Linked DNA regions of Mus musculus: region 2 is linked to region 1. Evidence: chromatin contacts called from ENCODE POLR2A ChIA-PET data. All regions are on one chromosome and are shown on one strand. The core of a region is the stretch at or near the end of the contact, and the rest is flanking DNA. Distances in the headings are between cores, read along the strand shown.

Region 1 (2,700 bases), core at 36-2,535:
GGAAGTATTTACCAGACACCTGCCAAAGAAGGCAGTTGTTGACAGAGTGCTCCTCATAGGCCCCTCGGGAGCCCTTGCAGGCTATCCTTTTAGATCAATATCTCCATTGACATGACTATTGCCACCTTAACAGATGCACTTCCCCGACCTTTGGAGGCCCAGGGATGTGCAGATGAAGTCCCAGGTCCTTCTGTTCCTGAAGAACAGCGGCTACTCAGGCTCAAAGACATCGGTCCTTCTGTCTTCTGTACAGCCCATTTGCCATCTTGGGTGGCCCTCTCAAGTGTCAGGAGGTGGGCAAGGGAACCCTCAGTAATTGGCCACCTTGCTGACTCTCTGAAACACTCCTGGGGCCCTGCTTGCTCTCTTGAATTTGTCTGCTATTTTTTCCTCGGCTTCTTTCCATGGCAGAGCCTCTGAGCTCACTGTAAACCTTTACGGTGGGCCGGATGAGAATCCCTGATGGGCAAGCAGCCACAGGGACTTGACAGTCTACTGAGGACATGAGTGATATCCTCTGGCTTCCAACCCTGCTACCCTGGGAGCAAGGTTCCCAGTGGTGCTGGGGTCTGGGGAGTGATTTCCCTTCTGGAGCTTCAACTTGCTGGAGAAGTCTACAAATACCAATTAGCAGTTCCCTTCAGGCTCCAGAAGGACGCCCTGGTCTTTCCTAGCTCCCAGATCTTCCAGTCTTCTTCCCAAGGGAGACGGGAACCTCCCTGGACTGCAGACTGCCCTAGTCTGGGGTTTGTTTCTTGAATAGATGTAGCTACAATGGCTTCATTGCCTGGGTCCTGCTCCTGGCAAAACGGCTTATAACCAGCCCTTGAGCTGCTGGAGAGCTCCTTGGGTAAGAGAGGGGCCTCAACACCCTTAGGTAGTTGCATAATTAAATACAGTGGTTCTAAACTCCAGCCCCTGCAGTTTACAGCATCATGTCTGACGTACAACCACGCCAGAAGGAATAATTAGTACCTTCTCATATGTGAGGAAACAGGCTTGGAGACGTTGAGTAACCCGTGTAGCTAGGGCAAGCAGAGTTCGAACTCAGATCTTTTGCCACTAAAACCCATTTCTAAGCGACTGTCCCACATCGCTCGCTTCATTTCCCACAAGCCTTCATTCCCCCGTAAAAGGGCGGAGTGAGGCTGGTCTGAGGTTTGTGATTCAGACGCCTGTGAGACCTGGACCCAGCAGCTTCCTGGGTGCGAGGGGTGGGGTGGGGGGCCCGCGGTGCTCCGGGCAGCGCCGAGTGGGGTTTTCTGCCACTCAGGCCTCGCTAGGGGGCGCCAGACGCCAGACCCGGGTTCAGCTCGGACACCGACGCTGTGACTCAGCGGATCTGCCACAGTCAGGTTCTGCTTCTCAGGAAGGATGGATCGTCCTCAGCAACCTCCGGTTAAAAACCCAAACTGGCCTCGGGTTAAAAGGGATGACTGCATTGCTTTGTGAATGTATTGAAACATCACTTTTACATCATGTTAATTATGTCCATAAAGTGTTGTTTGTCTGTTTTTCTTTTAACGACAACAACAAATTCTAACTGGGAGTTGTTGCACACACCTTTAACCCCAGCAGCACTTGAGAGGCATAAGCAGGCATATCTCTGGGAGTTCGAGGCCAGCTGAGGCTACCTACCTTCCTACATATATACATAGAAACATATGTGTTTCAACAAACAACCCCATCGCCCCAAAGAAACCCACTAAATCTAGAATAGATAGCAGGCAGATTTGGTGAAAAGCAAGTAGAGATAGAGTTTCCAAATTACCTCCCAATGGACATTGCTCTCAAGGGTTAGTTTTGACCACACCACTAGCAAGGCCAACTGGGACAACACAGAAAGACCTGGGTTCAAAAAAATATCAAGGGCTGAGCTGGGCTGTGGTGGCACACACGTTTTAGTCCCAGCACTTGGGAGGCAGAGCCAGGTGGGTCTCTTGAGTTTGAGGCCAGCCAGGTCTACAGAGAGTTTCAGGACAATCAGGGCTTTACACAGAGAAACCTTGTCTGGAAAAAAAAAAAAAATCAAGGGCTTACCAGACGGCTCAGAGGTCAAGAACACTTGTTGCTCTTCCAGAGGACCGGAGGTTTGGTTCCCAGCACCCATCTGGTGGCTCACAACCATGCCTAATGCTGTTTTCTTATCTCTGTGGGCACAGACATGCATGTGGCACAAAATATATATGCAGGTAAAACACCCTCCCATATAAAGTAGGAAATCTTTTAAAAGAGGCTTTTTTTTTTTTTTGCCGTGTTCACTGCATCTCTCTTCTGCTTCTGTTCTGTTCCCCTGGACTCTGTCAGTGTCTGTAGGCAGGAAGCAGGATTCTCCTAAGGGCAGAAACCATGTTGCAAGTGGTTCCTGGTATTGGTTTATTTAATGGCTACAACAGCTGGTTGCTGTCCTTGCTTCCATAGGTTAGAAAGATTAATTTGTCGAAGCCATGAAGAAAGTATTCAAAGAGCCAGGGTTCAAATCCTAGCACTTGGGAGACGGAGGGAATTCCAGCTGTACTGGCTGGTTTTATGGGTCAACTTGACACAAGCTGGAGTTATCACAGAGAAAGGAGCCTCCCTTGAAGAATGCTTCCATGAGATCCTGATGTAAGGCATGTTCTCAATTAGTGATCAAGGGAGGCCCATTGTGGGTGGTGCCATCCCTGGGCTGGATTCTATAAGAAAGCAAGCTGAGCAAGG
Region 2 (2,700 bases), core at 56-2,555, 160 kb before region 1:
ACTGGTCTATAACAATAGTTTTTTTTTTTTGAGGAGCTGAAGTGACACATAACACCGGATACTGGTTTGGTAAACCACACAAAGTATTGAGCATTTTACATCTTCCTTTTGGTAGACTCTACTCTTCTCATCTGCTGAGCTTGGTGATTTAGTTGTTGGAACAAGTTTTATGCTATTTGATTTTGGTGAGTCCTAATAATCTTTGGACATGGTTAGCTTTAAAGGGTGGTGGATTTGTACTGTGTAATGTGTCACTTTGCGTTATATTAAGTTTTCTAAGTCCAGAAAATGTTCTCTGATATTAAACCTTATTTGGGAGGAAGGAACCGATATCGTGCTGACAAACTAGAGTCAAGAGTAATTAGGTGCCACTACTTTTAAGTCAACGCTGGTAAGAACATGACAGGTTTGCTTTTGTTGTTCATTGTTAAACTTTTAGCGGGTCTGTGAACTTTAATTTGGTAGTAGCAGGAAACAAAAAAATTACTGTGTAATGAATGCGTTTTTGCCTATTTTGGCGGATCTGACAAATCAAGAAGCCTAAAACAACACGCGGGCTTAACGAAAACTACAGTTCCCAGCGGGCCCGGCGCTGGTGGGCCATCATTTCCCCTCTAGCTCCCAGCTGCCCCTGCCCGGGCTAGCCCCGAGTCGGTCCTAGCTCGCGCCTGCGCAATGGCGTCCGCTTATTTTTTGGTTTGGCGGCTGCAGAGCGTGGCGCTAGGGCTAGCAGCCAGCCGTGTGCTGCAGTGTACAGAGCAGGGTGTAGGACAAAGGGCGGGTGGCAGGGACCGCGTCACTGGTCAGGGAGCTTCCTGCCCGTCTCAGAGCACGGTTGGCCCTGGGGTAGTGTGGCCGCAGCAGCTTCTTCATTCACTGCACACACAGTTCTTCGCTCACGTCCTCTAGCTCTGCTGTGTCAGTCCGCCCTCCCCTCAAACCGGCGCGCAGCACCGCCAGCCACAGAGCCGAGGGAATGTGACGGCATCAGCGCCTCAGGTTAGCCTCACCTCGATCGAAGCGAGGGCCCCGCGTCGCTTGCCGCAGTGCCGCGTGTCGCTGCCGCACGTATCAGGCACCAGGCACCGGTTTCCGCAAACAGAGGCGCAGAAGCAGCGGCCGCGGCTAGGAGCCATGACTGAGGCGGCGGCGGCCGCGCCTCCTGGCAGCCCGCGGGGGCGGCGAGGCGGGCGCCCCCTGGCGGCGCGCCGGGGCGGAGCGGCCCGCCGCAGCCGCAGCCGGCGGAGGCGCTGCTGTCCCTCCTCCCCGTGTCCCCGGCACTCGCCCGCTCGCTTGCTCGCTCCATTCTCCCTCCGCTTCAGATTAAAGGGGGGGAGGGAAAAGGAGCTCGGCCGCCATTTTCCCAGTGCCGCCGCCGCCACCGCCACCGCTCGCTGAGCCGGCGGGAGAACCAAGCGCCGTAGCGAAGCCGACTCGTCTCGCCGCGGCGGCTTGGGGGGCGGCCGAAGTGCGCTCCCCGGCCGGGAAGAAGCTCCCGGGGTGGCGGCCGGGGTGCGGGCGCGGGCTGCAGACGGCGGCGCTTGTTTGTGCGGGGCGGGGGGGGCAGCTTTACCCTCTGCCCCCGCCCGCCCGGGGCTGCGGTCCCCGCCGTGCCCAGGCCGGGTCGGAACGGAGGAAGGCCGGAGAAAGGGCCCGAAAGAGAAGAAAAAGCAGCCGCTCCCCGCCGCCGCCGCCTTCCCCTCCCCCTCCGCCTCGCCCCCCCGCCCGGAAAGTCAGGGCGGCTCCGGGCGCCGGGGGGGAGGAGAGCGGCGGGCCGGGCCGGAGCAGCAGCCGCGCGCCCCCGCCCGCTGGTCCTCGGCGCCCAGGCCGGGGGGCTGTTTGCAAACTGCGCCCATTTTGTGGGGCCGAATCCGCCCGGGCTACGCTCCTCCATCACGTGGTAGGTGCTGCTGCTGCTCCTTTCCTCCTCCTCCCGCTGCCCTTTCTCCTTCTCCTCGCTCTCCCTGTGGTTCCCATTTCTCCCTCTCTTTGTTAGTTGTAACTAGAAAGGCTGGGCAGGGGAAGAAAAATCCCCGGAACTTTAAATGGCCTCTCCGGGCTTCCCCGCTGCGGGTCCGGGCTGGGAGTCGCCCCAAGGGCGGGGGTGTGCGGGGGCCCTTCCCCACCAGCTGCCGCCTCGTTCGCTGGGCTTTCCTTTGGCGTTCTATTTAAAAAGGCGGCCTGGAGAACCTGGTTTATTTCCGAAAAAAAAAAAAAAAAAAAGCAAAAACAAAAAGACCAAAAACAAACTCTTGCTCTCGCCTTGAACTTCTCTTGACTGCAAAAGGTCTTTCTTTGCTCAAACACATCTTGCATGTCTGTCTCACGGTTTGTATCACAACTCTGATTGTTAACATTTTTTGTTGCTTAAATATTGAGGTCATTTGCGTTTTCGGATCTAGTCTCAGGCAGCCCTTTTTTTCAACTAAAGAGGAAGAGGCATTTATTTGCTTTTAAGTGAGTTGGAATCTTACTGCTTTTGGGGGGGCCTGTTTTCGGACTGACGGCCTTTGATTCTCAGCAAATAGTTTATAATTGTTTTCCGTATTGTAAACAATCTTACTCCCATGTTTTACCTAGAAATCCTTTTGTTTTCCAATGTTGGAATCCCAATGTGGATTTTTAGAGAAACTCGTTACTTAACTATTGCTTATTGATTGCCTTAGGGGAAAAGGGGTGACATGATGGCGCCACTTTAAA

Evidence for each region. ChIA-PET counts read pairs that join two places held with the same protein, here RNA polymerase II (POLR2A).
Region 2: POLR2A ChIA-PET joins it to region 1 with 10 read pairs in embryonic stem cell. The contact joins the promoter of Kansl1 here to the enhancer-like site in region 1. POLR2A ChIA-PET finds 5 or more read pairs at or near these places in 5 of 5 experiments (Patski and embryonic stem cell).

Annotation. Positions count from the first base shown.
Region 1 is chr11:104,277,026-104,279,725 of GRCm38, reverse strand. All of the region lies in intron 1 of Mapt (microtubule-associated protein tau), which reads right to left. Among named protein-coding and RNA genes, the nearest start is that of Mapt, 47 kb to the right of the region's middle. Within about 2 kb of position 1,285, at least 2 of the 3 ENCODE cell types and tissues checked have a DNase peak (open chromatin) inside an H3K27ac peak, as active enhancers do.
Region 2 is chr11:104,440,925-104,443,624 of GRCm38, reverse strand. It overlaps Kansl1 (KAT8 regulatory NSL complex subunit 1), which reads left to right and starts at 1,305. Exons shown (of 15, transcript NM_001372459.1): 1 at 1,305-1,900.